Regions from separate parts of the Homo sapiens genome. Here region 2 is linked to region 1. A link is an interaction called in ENCODE POLR2A ChIA-PET data of the cell type or tissue named here. Cell type or tissue: Panc1. All regions are shown on one strand. Links, peaks and the distances in the headings refer to the core of each region. The heading gives the core; the rest is flanking DNA. Region 1 overlaps LSAMP (limbic system associated membrane protein). Region 2 overlaps LSAMP (limbic system associated membrane protein).

Region 1 (8,146 bases), core at 2,180-6,179:
GAACAATTTCTGAACCCTAAAGAAAAAGTGAGAGACGATCTAATTGATCTAATGCCAATTCTTCTTTAAATAATATGAGGACACATAGTTTTCCACGAATTTGTGAGATATGTGTGGTCTTTCCAGCCCTGAAACTATTTTTATCCTTGTTGAGTTCTTTTGCCTAGTCAGTTTACTAAAGAGATAGCACAGTTTGATAAGTCATCTTTTCTTAAGAAAAAGCAAGCTCTCCATAGCATGTGGCATAATTTAAAGCCATTATTCAGGAGAAACCCTGCAAAGCTGAGCTCCTAAATATGGAATCACTTTCATTTTCCTACAGTCAGCTTGAATCATGGATGTCACGTAGGTGTAGTCTGAGAAATCCCTTGCATTTCTCAGATGTTCTAGAGTGAGCCAAAAGATAATAGGGGGGCTCCAACTTTAGAGGAACTTGAGTAGAGCATGAAATCAAACTCGAAGAAATTTTGTAATGGCACACATAGTGTTTCTAAGCATTCAGTTGTTTTTCTTTTTTGAGGCAAATTTTTTCAGTTTATACTTTCATTCTACTAGTATATTCTTAATATAGATATTTTTGAGAGGATAAGAGATAGCTTTTAAAATTATTTAAATATAGAAAGCAAACATTGAGAGTATTTTGACACCTCAATTCTAATCTCCTTTTGAGTATTTTTTATATATTTGTATAGCTGAGACCATACACAGAAGCTCTTCTTTAATAAAGACATTGTTTATGCTCTTCACAGTGTGTAAGTAATGATTAGTGAAATAGAGACCTGATTTTAGTTCTCATTTTCTACTGGTCTGTTTATAACTTTAGATCAGTTGTGTGTGTGTACATATTTCTAACAAATTTTATTTGAGCCTTATTTTTCTGCTTTGTGTACATTGAATCTGATGAGCTTTGGATTTCTTATACATCCCAACTCACATGATCTTCTTTCATTTCAATTACTGCCATAAGAATTTAATCTGCATAAAAACATCAACCATGTGATTTCTCTCCCCATGTATCTATGAGCCTGGCACATAGATGTTGCTCATTAAATATTTATTAATCAATTAATTGTTACAATAAATGTCCTAAGTGGAGAGAACAAATGAATAGTCTTTCTAAATTATACAAGCTCAATTTAGTACACTTAAGTGCAGTGAAAAGTGGCCGAGGCAGTGCAGTGTCATGATTAACAGTACAGGCAGTGAAACCAGATTGCTTGGATGTGCACCCCAGCTCCACCACTGACTAGCTGTGTGACTTTCTGCACATTCCTTAGCTTTTAAACTACTTTTTAGATATTAAAGCATGGGTACCGATTGCAGATAAATTTTAGGTGATTATCAGAAATGAATGCGTTTGTACGTGGAAAGCACCTAGAAGGGTGCCCGGCACATAGTATGCCCTCAGTGTGTTTTCTGTCTATTAATAGTAGAGTGTATTGCAAGACTAGGGATGAGAAAAAGCCCCAAAATATCTTGGCATTTACAACGTTTAAAGCCTAAAACTAAAATAATAATGTATGCCTCAAGAGTTTATGTCAGACCTGATCAGAAGCAGAAACAAAACCATCTTAGTACAGAAGAATTTGCTTAGACTGCAGGTAAGGAATAAGTTAGGTAGGCCTGAGGTCAAGACCAGATAGATCAGATAAATTTAAAAGGTAAAAAGAAAACACTGGAGACAAATATAAGTACATTCTTATTATTTTGTTCTCCAACTAATTGCTGGTCTCATTGTGGCTGGAGTCTTGTGTCACTTTTGGGTGTCTCATTTAAAAAGAAACATGTGCCTAGTCAACCCTCTTCGTGTATTGAGAAGCAAGTGGCTACCAGAGTTTGTGGAGTGGCGAGCACAGGGTTCTATGGACTGCATTATAATGAAGAAGTGACAGAGAGTTGAGGACCTGCTCCTTTGAGGAAAGTTGGTCAAGTTCCTGGGTTTTGGTCTTTACGGACAAGTCCAGCGACATGCCAAGTATCGTGTTCACTCAAGGTTCAATAGCAATGTCAGATTTCCCTGGCTCTCCTCCACCCTGCTCCTACCTCCAATTCTTAGCGACTTGAGGGAAGAGAAGGAGCTCATGCATGGACGAGCCATAATAGATATTTTTGTATTTAAAAAGCAGAAGCATTTTCAGAAAGGTATCTGGCCTCCCTGTTTAGAGTAGTACATTATATGTTCACTCACCACAACAATCTCCCTCTGATCTCTAGGCCTCTGAATATATTATTTTCCTTGTTGGGACACTCATTCCTGCTTCTTGTACTGGGTTAACCTCTACACATTCTTAAAAGTTCGGCTCACATGTTGTCATCCCCAGAAAACCTCTTCTTACTATGTCCTTTCCATGACTGCTCAGATTGAGATACATAAATGTCCCTTTTCTGTAACCCAGGGCACTCTGTGCATCATTTCTCTCATGGTCATAAATTCTATCACTTTTCTGTTTTCCTCATTTAAAGTAAGATTCTTCATACCAATGACTGAATTTCTGCTGTGTATCCTAGGGGTTTATCTTTGCTTAATATAAGAAAGGATTTTGAAATAATAGGGTTTAAAATGGGCTGTGGCAAACAGTTCTATAAGCACAAGTTCAGAATGGAAAACAGGGAGTGGCTATGTCCCCTCCCTCATCTGAGATTCTGTGAAATGTCTCATCCAATTCTTAAAACGGATCCAGTAAGGCACCACCTGGGAACACTATTATTAGCCAAAGATAGTTTACTTTGCATATGCTAAGAGTGAAATGACATTTCTATAATATATTTAGCAATTTAGATTTTTGCCTATTCAGCAGGTTTTTCTTCTTTCTAAATTAGTAGTTTTTATTATGCCATTACATCCTCATAATTTTGTATTTACTGTTTTAAAACTTGCTTCTAACATTTCAGGGTCAAGTTAAAACTGCTTGTCCTCTCATAGGGCATTTTCCAGCCCTTCAGGTGGGTAGCTGTATTTCTTGTTTCACTGCATCTTGATAACCCTGACTCCTATCACTGCGCATCACTTACCAAACTCTTCCTTGGCCCTCAGCCCCATTCAGACTTCAACTCCTTTTCCCCACTCTAGCTTTTTCTCTGGCCAGCCTTTTATTATTGATAATAGAAACATCATTTTCACTTTTCTTTCTGCTGCTGTGTAGTTGATATTTGAATGATTTCACCTGAAGCAGACATTTATTATAAAAATGCCACAATCATAACCCCCTATTCTGAAACTTTTGAAAGTTTCTTTAAACCAAGTGTCTAAGGATGTTTAAATCTACAGGCATAGGTGTTAGAGACAATTATTAGACAATAGCTAAGATCCATGAGAGGGGAGAATAGCTATTTTATGAATAAAGAACTATTTGCATGACTAAAGAACTTCCACTTTATGAATTAAAGCAAAAATATTTGGTGACTTAAGTAAACCCTAGGCCTTGATTTCTTGTGTTAGTTTAAATGAAAGTGATGATTAAACTCAGGCCCCTGCTGTGAAAAGCAAGTGTATTAAATTCTAACATTCATGAGGTCAGAAGACTGTAATTTACTAATTAAAACACACTAAATGGCTTTAATGAAGTCCACATACTTTTGAATCAGCTTTGTACATTCTGTTCCACATTCTGTAAGTCATCTAATAATTGAACTTGTTATTTGCAGTCAGATTAATGAATGTAGTTATTGCTTTTAACTTACATAACCTGAGTAATATTCAATGCTACAGTTAGAAAGATATTTGCTATTTCAACAACATATATTTTTTGGTACGGGTAAGGATATACAAGGGGTGTTCATATATCTCTCAGCTGCTGAAGTCAGTATGTGTATAAGAAATGCTTCCAGTCACTCATAGAGCCTTTTATGAAAGATATTTATTCAAGAGCTCCATCAAAAAAGAAGTACATCACCATTACAACAAAGTCTCCTTCCTTGAGATCTTGCGGAGTAACAGTACATATTCAGATAAATGAACCATTGAATGCTGTCTGTAATAGCAACAGCTGGCACCTCTCAGATAACGCTGAGCTGCCCAGCCCCCAAAAGATCAGAAAATAGGCAACAACTAAGTAGAATTTTTATAGATCTGAAATCTGCTGAATACCCATTGAAAGAGAGCAAAATGTGCATTAGACCTCGCTGACAAATGCCCAAGGTTCAATCTCTCAAACGGTTTTGCAAACTAACAAAAACAGGAGTGAAAGGGATTATCTCCATCCTCAAATTTTCAACATGGTCAAAGGGACTGTAAAATCCTTCTGGTGAGCAAGCCAGGTTTAATGGTCAGGAACAAATGCTTCTTTAGTCACAGGGCAAGCCTTTTGGATTTGTAATTTCCTGTTAGGGACAGCAAAGGCAGTGCACACCCTCCACTCCTACTCTGCTCTGCTTTCCAGCCTTCTTCCCCATATTGTTTTTCCTTCTTTTTTTCTTTCCCTTTTTTTCTAGTGAAAATCTAACTATACTGCAGGGTCTCCTGGAGTCTGCACATTGAGGGCATGAGGGCCATACTGTGAACTGTTCACCACCATTCTGCACATGAACCCTCTCTCTAGAGAAGTAAATATGTACTCAAACCGCTAACTGTAAACATAATTGGTGACTAGTGGAAGGTTGAACGAAGCGCTAACAACAGCTCATTAAAGGCTGAATAGATGATCTTGTGCAATCAGTTGCTCTGTGGCTGTGCCCCAGCATAGCAGTGGGCCTCCTATTATAACTAGTCTTTTCATAGCCTGTGCCATTTTCTCTATTGACTTCTGTGATTGCAGATAGCAGAGAGTAGGTGCTGTTGTCCAAAATCAGTAGTTTGTTAAATGCAAACTACTGACATTCTTTTGAAACATAGTGGGGACTATTGTCCAATATTGTTACTGATTTATTCTGAATCTGCAATAGGCCCCTCTCTGTTTACCAATCACATGTTAAATTACTCTGACAGATGCATTTTAAAAAGCGACTAAATTTAGTCTGAGGTTACATGGAACAAAGATGTTGGATGGCTTATCATTAGCTTCTGGTGTCATTAACTCACTGGAACTTATATATCTATGAATTTCCCACAGGACTAGAAACTGCCTTGAACTTATTACGGGTTCAATATCTACTTCTCTACTTCTTGATCACTGGTTTGTGCCCCCAAACAACTTTTATTTGCTATTGGATATGACTATAAAAGTAATATGAGGAATGTCCTTTATGTTGTAGCAACATGTCGAGTTTTTGCTTCAAAATACAGGAAAACAAAGACAAATTTCTTGTATTGCCTCTCACTCTGCTGATTTGAGCTCTTTGCTAGTAATCATAATCTAGAGGAGGTGAGCAGGAGTCACCTGTGTGACATTATATAAGTGTTAATACTGGTTTGCAAAATGATTATTTCTTTTAAAAGGACATCCACTAAATGATTAATTTGTGTGAATAAATAATTAATGAATCAAATAAAATCCTCTGTTCTTTCTTCCTTCTGTTGTTGTTGCTGTTATTTTAACTAACCTCTGAGAGAACAAATGCAAATTGGATAACATTCCTCATGAATTAAAAAAAAAAAAAGCACATGTTTTTGTAGAACAAGCAAATTAAGAAGTAGATATGATAAAGGAAAAATATTTAAACATAGCACAAACCTCCACAATAGTGTTTTGAAGTCTTGCTATAGAATTAGGTCAACTCTGGGAATAATTTCTAAGGACAAAAAAATTGTATATATTAGTTTTATTCATATTAAGTGAAAGAATAAGGAAGAGTTAGACCCAGACGAAAAGAATGGTATCACATTTTTCCTATTTTGCAATTGTCAGCTGGGTAAAGGAGAAAGATTTCAAGATTGCAAAAGATGAAGCTCAAAACATAGAAATCATGACACCATCTGACTAACTTAAGTGAGGTCAATTGCTGTTGGCCAGGTGAAATATGCCCCACTGCCTGCTGATAAAATCAATGACACTTACTTGGGATTTTTTGAAAGATCAAGGATAATGGACCCGAGGACTAAATATGGGAAAATTCAGCCCTAGTTTTGTAAAAAGAGTAAGGAGTTGGATGTTCTAACCATAAAATGTAGGGCCTGTTGTCAATTCTTGAAAAATATTATAGACAAAATTGCTAACTTGATTGTGAGAAAAGAAAGTGGTGATCACCATGAACCAGGATAGAGTCACCAAAAATTATGTTATGTGAAATTAAACTTATACTTTCTTGACCATTTTAAAAGACTATTAATTAGAAGAATGGAGTAGCAAAATATTGGAGAATATATGCCATGATACCATTGATGACAGACAGAGAACAATGAATAGAATGTTAATAAAGCTGAGTTTACCTGGAGGAAATTTCTTAAGGCATGTTATAAGGATCAATGTTTCTGTCAATGGATTGTATGGGAATATTAAACACAGAGATGATGTGTGTAACAGGAATGTGGATAAGCACATCACATGCTGAATAGGAGACTTGAAATTTTAAGTTTTCAGGAATTTAGAATAATGACAAATAGAACGTATGTCAAGCTTAGCATAGGTATGTGTAAAAAAATTGGCTTTTGAGTTGACTGCAATTTCAGCTCAAATCAATAGTCTGACATAGTTATGTCAACAATAAAGAGAACTTTAAGTTGTAGTAGAATTAAGGAAGATGATGATCCAACTTGACCCTTCTTAACCATGAAATCCTGGGACCCCCAGTTTGTAAGGACACTTAAATGTCATCTTGCTCATTTTGTTTATGGTTAATATAACCAACTATATTTCTGATAAGTAGTGTTCGAGTCCTTGAATATCATAAAAACAGGTCATTCCATTTTTATTTCTTAAAAAATGTGAAAAATATCTTATTTTAGGTCCAAATTGATCTGCCTACAACTTTTACCAAATTGATATGATTCTGTTTCCTTGAACCACACAGAACAGTCCTAACCCATCTTCTATTTGACAATCCTTTAGTTATCTGATAATCACCTCATTATCCTAATCAGATGGTATTTCCCTGCAAAATATACACTATCATGTCAACATCTTCTCTCAACATCTTCTTTTTTGTTAGTATTACTGTTTATTCATGCAACACAAAGTTACTGTTTCTAATTGGTGTGCTGGTATGGTGATAGCAAAAGTAGATTTTTTTTCTCTGCTCTCAAAGAGGCACTTTTTCTAAAAGGTGTCAACAAATATTATTGACTCATATTGAGCTTTTTGTCAACTAAAATCTCTAAGGCTCCTTTTGCTTTTTAAGTAATAGCAGCTGCTAAGCCATGTCTCACCTACTTTAGTCATGCTAATAGCTCTGTTCCAAGCCCAATTTTAAAAGTAGCAAAGAGCTGAATCAAAGGTACGAAATAGAAATCTTTGAAAGAAACAAGGACATTCAAAGCCTGGGGATAACATGAGCTGATGCCATACATGACAAGATATAACTGACAGGAGATACATGTTTTATAGGGTACTTGGGTGGAGTCAGGCTTTATAGGCCAATACAGATCAGAAAGCAGGAAGAGTCACTACTGAATAAAGCTAGAACTTTAAAAAGCCTGCTCCCTAGAAGAAGGGAGCCATGAAACTTTTGCTAATTGGAGCAAAAGTCAACACTAAAGTTTGCCACCTAGCCAGGCCTCAGTGGGAAAAAAAATTCTTGTGTGAAATTGAAACCAAGACTGCACTGACTTAAATAATTCATAATTTTAAAATGGAGACAATGTAGCAATAAAGATTATAAATACTAAGTGATTATAATATAAAAGAAGTTTATTTTTAAAACTAACAAATAAAATTTCTTGAAATAAAAACTGTAGTCAATACAATTAAAAAATCTATGCAAAAATTCAACTACAGATTAGACACAGCTGAAAGTAAAATTAATAAACTGGAAGTTGTATCTGCGAAAGTCATATAAAATGTAGCAAATCAAAATAAAGGCATATTAAATATTCAATGAGTAATATTCCTATATATTTTTATATATTCTATAAAAGATACAATGTATGATGGTTAATTTATGGTGTCTATTTGGCTAGGCTACAGTATTTAGTTGCTTGGTTAAACACCAGTCCAGATATTGCTGTGAAGGTATTTTTTGGGGGGGATCTGATTAACATTTAAATCAGTAGACTTTGAATAAAATAGATCACCCTTGGACCTCATTCAATCAGTTGAGGCCTTAACAGAAAAGA
Region 2 (8,146 bases), core at 2,282-6,281, 83 kb before region 1:
GTATAGTTATTTTGTTTTACAGATAAAGAATCTAAGGCCCATATAGGCAGACTAATGTTTAAAGTCTATCTTAAAGGAATATGTCTGAATATTTCTTGAATTCATACATTGTGGTTTATTCAAATATCTTGAGGTAAAGAACTTTAAACAATGGACCTTTTCCAAATACTATAACACTAAAGGCAACTTGTGGGCCCAAAGGTGTTAACTAAGCATTATGCAGTGTACAATAATTGGCTCAATTGTAAATCTCATTTGCTGTCTTCTTATGATCTTGGTTAGGATACTTGTTATTTTACCTAATTTTATAGCCTGGGGCTATAAAGAAGCCATGGTTCAATGTTATGTGGTTTAGTATTTCAGAAGTGAAATCAAAGTGGGCACCAATAGTGAGTGAAAATCAAGATGAAGGTCAGATGAAGGGGTATGGAGCATTGAGAATAATTTTCTTCATTGTTTCTTTTTACATTTGGTATTCTTTTATTTTAACATGAACCTTAAAACAAATTGGAAACCTTATAGTTGAACCTCTCTATACTACACATTACTGGCCTAGAAATGAATCATTTGCCTAATCTTCTGACAAGTATGACTTGGATTATTTTTATTTTTTGAGTTTTATGGAAATGCATAGCCCATTAAAAATAATAGATTAACAATATTTTAAAAACATCAAATTCTAAGCAAATCATGATTTTAGAATAATGAACATATATTTTGGAGATAAAATGAAAAAAATGGATTCACTACAAAGTTGGGTTTTTTTCCTAGTTACCAATGAATCAGGCTCCATTGTGTCTCATCATTCATTATTTGATTATAGTCAATATAAAGTGAAAAAAACACAAGCAGTGTAAAGATGTACAATCAGTTTTAATAATAAAAGGCACCAAATAAATTTATTCCGCACCTGTAATGTCCCTGCTGGTATTTTCACATATGTTGACAAACATGTGAAAGACTAGTGTTTAGAAGTGAGATCATAACGCTAGAAATTAGAGCATCTTTCTTAGTCTAAATTCCATCACAGTATCTGGGTTAAAATATGCAGTGGGATTTATTCTTCAGTTCTTTATTTATTTCAAAAGTAAGAACAGAATATAGAAGTTACAGGAATTGTAGAACTATGCTAATTTTTTCTATATAGTAAGACCATATTTTGAACTTACTTAGATTGCTTCAGAGAAAAATATGCTTTTTGCAATAATTATTCTGGTAGTTTCATGAAATAACATATAAAGTGCCTGAAAAATTGAATGACAATGGTATTTATTGGAATGTCATTTCCTTTTCCTTTATTGATATGAAGTAATACTTTCACTGATAAAACAGTTTTGGAGATTCAATTATTTAACACTTAGAGCATCGTATCTCTATCTCTATCTCTTTCTCTCTTCCTCTCTCCTTCCCTTTCTCCTTCCATTTCTCCCTTTTGTGCACTCATGCATGAGGATGCGTAATTCTTAAAGTTAATAAAGCCTGGGTGTGGTGGCTCATGCCTATAATTCCAGCAACTTGGGAGACCTAGGTGGGAAGATCACTTGAGCCCAGCAGTTCAAGACCAGTCTATGCAACATAGTGAGCTCCTGTCTCTACAAAATATTTTAAAAATTAGCTGGGCATAGTATCATGTGCCTGTAGTCCTAACTACCTGGGAGGCTGAGGTGTGACGATCACTTGAGCCCAGGTATTCAAAGTTGCAGTGAGCTGTTTATTATTTATAATAATAAATAAATAATAAAGTTAATAAAAACACACTTTAGCAGGAAAACAAGGATTTGAATGTTGACTTACTTGAGTCTCAGTCTATTTTCTATACTATAATGGCATGTTCCAAATTATGTCTTTTAGAATATTTTTTCTGTGGAAATATAATGCTACATAAAAAAAGTTCATTGTCAAACTGGTAGATACTGATTTAAAGTCTTTCTTATAGGACTTCTCAGTGCCTTTAGTATCTTTATATGAGCTATCAATTTTGAAGAAAGCATATTATTATTTGAGTGTTCCAAACTTATTTTCCAAAGAATGCACATGTGCCATGAAATATAATTTTGGGAGGTACATTCCACTTCAGAATTTAAGTAATAGAAAAAAAATCTGTAAAAATTAGCTGTTTCAATTAGCAACATCAAGAAATCTAGGTACTCAGGGCCTCAATTCAAAAGCAGAGAATTAAATATTCAAATAGAGAAGAAAAGATGCATTTCATTTTTTAGAGGGCTTGTTTTAGTTATCTTTCCATTAAAACCTGTAGTTTAATTTTTTTTAAGTTTTCTATTGAAACTACTCTGTCAGTACTAATGTGGTCAGCTTTGATGTTAATTTTATTGTTGAATTTTAAACAAGAGTAATTTTCTTTTGGTGGTAACAGGATTTATTTTAATAAATAAGTAGATTAATTTATTTCATAGATATATGATAAATATATCTATATATTTCATAAATAGATGAATGAATGAATGAAATCTCTAAGCTGGCTACAGTGTCCTTCACCATGTGCTTCTGTTACTAAGTTCTACCTTCTTATCAATCAGGCAGCATTTGGTCATTTCATGAATTATTCCCCGTGAACGCCCTTTCATTCTTTCTTCTTTCTCCTAACATTCATATCCCAAGAGAAGTTAAAATGAAAAATGAATGAGCTTGTGTTCTCCAATCCATGGGATCTGTGATCAGACCTGTAAACAGCTAAGAAAAGCCCCTATTCAACATATACAACAGAAAAAGACTGAACTATCACAGGAAGAGTATGCATAGAGAAAGGCTGTGTCCTGTGCAGCCCACTCCGTGATCCTTGATATCACTGTATTTGTTTCTGAAAGCCACGTCTTAAAAATATTTGAGCCAGTAGCTGAGCAAGTTCCAGCTGCTAGTCAGAAGTTTTTTGCTTGAACCAGATTTTAAGTCCAGCACTTCAAGTGGAGAGTCTACAAACCAATCAGCAGGAGAATTTTCTGCAGATCATAGAGCATGTTGTTATGCCTTCTGGAAGGAGGAGGGGAGAATCAGATAAACCATGTGACTGTTAAAAATTGAACTGCAGTGTGGAATTCATACACTGGAGGTCACAGGATATCAATAATTCCCCTTAAACTGGTAATTTACTGTCATTTCTATTTTGGCCCATTTTCTCCTATACTGCTTCATTACTTCAAGGCCATCTTTTCTTTTTTTGGTGGCGGGGAGAGGGGAGCTAAAAAAAAAATATAATCTCATGGGAATAAAGAGTAGCTTGATGATTATCAGAGGCTGGAAAGGGAAGTAGGGAGAGGGGGATAAAGAGCGGTTGGTTAATAGGTGCAGAAATATAGTTAGATGGAAGGAATAAGAGCTAGTGTTTGGTGTGGTGACTATAATTTACAGTAATTTAATGTGTATTTCAAAATAACTGGAAGAGTGGAATTGAATGTCCCAAACACAAAGAAATATTATATATAAGTATTACCTAGTCCATCTTTTTTTTTTTTTTTTTTTTTTGAGACAGAGTCTCGCTCTGTCGCCCAGGCTGGAGTGCAGTGGCACGATCTCAGCTCACTGTAAGCTCCACCTCCTGGGTTCACGCCATTCTCCTGCCTCAGCCTCCCGAGTAGCTGGGACTACAGGCGCCAACCACCATGCCCGGCTAATTTTTTGAATTTTTAGTAGAGACGGGGTTGCACTGTGTTAGCCAGGATGGTCTCGATCTCCTGACCTTGTGATCCACCCGTCTTGGCCTCCCAAAGTGCCATCATTTCTTAATTGAAATGTGCCTGCACATTTTTTCTTGCAAGCTCTCAGATGTTCTAAATGGCAGTTTCCTTTTCTATAATACAAGATTCTAAAGAATAATTAAAGGCAGCGAGAAAAGAATCAACTGTGTATTTTAGCTTAGTCAATACCACAAAACTTGACAGAAAATTGACAAATATGAGAAAGGCTGGTTGGGGTTGGGGGGTATTAAATAAATTTCCCTGGCTTGCTAATTTCTTACTAAAATGGCCAAAGAATTCTTGCAACTGGTAGGGGCCTTTCTCCAGTTTGAGTAGTTCATCAGCTGCTCAGAACCCCATCTGACATCCATCAAAACCCAGCTAGGTTCATTTAACCTAATAGTTCTACTTCCTCTGTGTTTAAGACCTATGCTCATCTGAGACTAGGACCTTCCTTGCCTCTGGCAGCAAATCTACCTGCTGGAAAAAAAAAAAAAAAAAGAAAGAAAGAAAGAAAAGAAAATTAAAAGAAAAAGAAAATGCTCCTTAAATTGTCTCTTTCTCAGGCTGAACTAGCTGGAGGTAGGATTGATTTTCCACACTTGGAAATTGCAAATGCTACACAGCCAAGCCAAAACCTTTATAAAGCAACCAGGTAGGTTCTACAGGGCTGAACAGTCAGCAGGCTTTCTATCTCGATACTGAATGGACCAAGTGAACATTTTTCTCTAAACATCTTAGGTTGATGGGACTTTTACAAATTTCTCTTGTACAAATACAGATGGTTTTACTAAGAGAATATCAACTTTAAATCTTTAAATCTAAGGAAATCTAATTTTATAATCCGTGGGATTGAGAACAGAAGGAGAAGTAAGTCATACGATCACACTTACTATCGTTTTCCTGGAAAGCTGTTACCTGGTGATGCTAGTGAAATGGCCCTAAACATAGGATGGCTGTAGAATTTGGAGGACTCATTTTAGTACTCCCAAAGATTGTTTGGAGGCTCTCCAGCCTCTCTTCTTGTACTACCATTAAAACCCATGCAGAGAGCTATTGATTTAATGTGTATTTCTCCAAATTTGCTTATTTCATGCACCAAGACTAGAGCCCTGACTTTGAAAGATGGTGCATGTAATTATTCCCATTTATAAGTTGTAGAAATACGTTTCTGGTTGAAAATACAACAGAGGCATATCAGGGATACAAGACTTAAGAAGGTGGAATTTTCAAGGTGTGACAATCTGTGGAACACCAAACAGAAGTTAAGAGATCTACCAGATATTGTTAAAGTGCAATAAAGAGAGCTAGAAAATTTCACAATTATTTACCTGCTGACAGTATTTTCCCCCATTGATGGGTGACTGAGATATATAAAGGTTCTAAGTTCTGAGCTGCCGAGGAAATTCTTTTCTCCTTAACTGTGTCCTTTTTTCTTACTTGGGTTCATTCTCTCCGTGAAGTCATTACTCATTTCCTCAGCCCACAGTGTCCCCTCTCTTTAACAGAACTCTTATTTTACTCCAAGTGCCAGAGCCTTTAGCCCTTAATTGCCCACTTCTCTGTGATTTATGCAGCTTAGCTTTTGTTTTTCTGGTGAGTGTATCAATTCTTTGAAGACAAGGGTTACGTTTTTCACTGTTACCGTGCCCACTGAAGCACCTTGACATAGTCCTAAGATATACACTAGGATCCCATTAAGCACATGTTTATTGATTAACTAATTGCTGCTCCTTTATAAAATTTAGATCCCTAGCCATTGTGCTAATTTAAAAGAAGTTGTGTCCCTCAAATAGAAATTGGAAGCAAAATTCGGAAAAATCAGGACAACAGAAGATGAAGAACCTGGCTCTCACTGGGCCTTTGCTTCAGCATGGAGAACAGTCAGATTTTCACACCCAAGCTCTTATCATCAATGATTGAATATGTGAGAACTGTGTCCTATGTAAAGAACCAGAACCTTTCACTGCATCAAATGTTAAAAGAAAATCAGGCATCAGATCTAATTAATAATAGTACAAAAGCCAATTTCGCAGCCCATTACTTCAAGCAGCCTGGTACTAGAAAATTGAAGGGGGTGCTTAAACAAACATGGGCGTTCATGTTTGTGGTCTTTATAGTGACCCATAGACAAATCAGAGAAAGTATAGCTTCTTTGTGTTCTCTCACCAGCTGAAGGTTTTTGGCTCCATTAATCCAGGGTCTAACACAAAGGAAAAAGAGTCAGGAGAAAATTTAAAGCCCAACCTCCTCAGTTTGCTTCATTAATAAGACTACAAACTCTTCCTCAGGTTCCTCCTTCCTTTACCCCTCCTTTTCTCTTTCCATTTCGTTTAACTGAAGGCAATTCATCTCATTTTAATTAATTTTTACTTGCAGCATTATCACCCTGAGTATAAAGGCAAAAAGTTTTTTTTTAATTACAAAGCTAACGGCATTAATTACTAGTACTGTAAATGCATCAGCGCACAAAAGCCGAGTGGGTTCCAAGGAGCTGAGGCAGCAATTGGTGAACATTTCAACAACTGGAAAAGGCTTAGTCACAAAGGAGAGACCTTTCTATGGTAACATTATGAAAGCTGTCTTCACACTGATTGAGCCACTGTTTAATTGAAGGTGACATAGCCTATGGACTAGAGACAGCACTATTGCATTACAGGAAAAAGGTTATTCACAGAGAGTCTCTCTGGACTTCTTGCTGAGTCTACTGTCATATGGGAACCAAGAAATCGAATTTTGAAATATATGAAAACAGCTACAATAGCATAGCAGTATGATAGGTATAAGTATAATGTCAAACATCCTTCTTTTTACCATCCATTCACTTTTTGCTGTACTAATTTAGAAGCAATCTCATGTGCTAAAAAGCTAAAACTCAATACTGAAGCCCTAACTAGGAAGGACTGCCCAACGTTGAGTATTTCTGAGATCAGAAAATTTCTGTACTAATCTATCAAAGACAAAAAAAAAAAGTATTCTACCCACAAGTGTGAAAGACTCAATAAGTGCATTCTACAGCCCAAGTATCTGTGTTCTTGCAACTTGTGTGTATTCTTTGGCAATCAAAATGTCATGAGGAAATATTCCTGCCACTTTAGAGACAGCTCATAAAACAAGTGGACCCCTGTTTCTGCCTCAACACTTTCTTATTCTTCTGCCAAAGGATTTTTCTGTGCCTCTTTCTCTGCTTACAGCACAGTAATCATTTTTCAGTCATTCTTCTTTGTTCCCAAATATTTGTAAATGCCAAATGTATAATCTTCCACCCACCACCCCATCTCCTTATAATTCAGTTACCCTCTCTTTCTTTCCATTACATTTTTTAGTCAATAACTGCTATGCTCCTGAAAAGATAACTGTGCCCCCTGTACAATCTGAAATTATTTAGGGAAAAAGAAAATCTGGCCTAATGACTCCTGAAGACCTTGAAAATACCCTTAAATCTTTGGAAACTCTACCAAAGATACCATATCTCTGATCTTCTTTGAGTTTTGTCATCTTTTTTAAATATGTGAAATACAAATACAAATGGTACTTTTAAATTTTATTTTAGAGTTCTATTTTTATTTTTGAAAGTGTATATTAATTGATTTTCTTCTGTAAATCTAAGTTATTTCATAGTGATTTCATGTAAAAGTAGCATTTGTGGTCTTATCTGTGAACTTAAACACAAATTATAAGTGTTCCTGTGGGAAAACTGTGTTTCCAGTTCCGAACGACTGAATTAAAAATGAAATTTTGGAATGTGTGCTTTGTATGTTGGCAATTGCCTGTATCTATTCATCTTCAAGAATTCAACTTAATGATATCCACTAGCAAATTCATCTCTAGCCTATCAACATTTTTAAAAAGCAGGGATTTCCAAACAATTTTAGCTTCATGGTTTAGATTTTACTTAGACTCTGAGAATATATTATGACTTCTAGATTTCCTCTTTTTTCTTAAGTAAATAAATCATGTTCAAAGGATGTAAGAGAAAGGAGAGGCAAGTATTTTTGTTTGTTTTTCTCTGAATATCTGAATTTCATAGAATAACACTATACTTCTCCCAAAAGAAACACTTTCAAGATAAGTTATGTTGTCTTTTCTTTTGTAAAATTCCCATGAAAAAGCTTACAAACCATACTTCAAAAAATAAAGAAAATTAATTGCTGACTTTGTTCCAATTTTTGAGAAATGTGACATTTATTTGGATTTGAACTTGTCAAGTGTTTTTACTACTTGTTTAATCCAAATGAGTTCACTGATCCCTAGAGAAATGTGATAGAACTGATATTTTCCAAGTGGTTCCTGAAGTTATCATTTGAAAGAGCCTGTAGGAAATACTGGATGAGATATTGAATATACCACCTGCTTTCCCTAATGCCTCCAGGTTTCTCAATGAGTACAGAGGGGATTAATGCTAATCTCCCTTTGAGAGCCCGGGCTAGTTTTCTTATAGTACCCACATTTGA

What was found. Peaks named below come from ENCODE experiments on the same cell type or tissue, not always from the same donor. Only the 100,000 strongest peaks of a DNase experiment are listed, where the experiment ranks them.
Region 2: POLR2A ChIA-PET joins it to region 1 with 12 read pairs; 3 of 35 experiments call an interaction of 5 or more read pairs at or near these places.

Annotation. Positions count from the first base shown.
Region 1 is chr3:116,145,506-116,153,651 of GRCh38, reverse strand. The region is part of intron 1 of LSAMP (limbic system associated membrane protein); the gene reads left to right. Among named protein-coding and RNA genes, the nearest start is that of LSAMP-AS1, 210 kb to the left of the region's middle. In Panc1, for the core only: no CTCF peak of the experiment used is centred there; DNase peaks (open chromatin) are centred at 4,224 and 4,381; H3K4me3 peaks cover 818 bases; H3K27ac peaks cover 402 bases.
Region 2 is chr3:116,228,747-116,236,892 of GRCh38, reverse strand. All of the region lies in intron 1 of LSAMP (limbic system associated membrane protein), which reads left to right. Among named protein-coding and RNA genes, the nearest start is that of LSAMP-AS1, 130 kb to the left of the region's middle. In Panc1, for the core only: no CTCF peak of the experiment used is centred there; no DNase peak of the experiment used is centred there.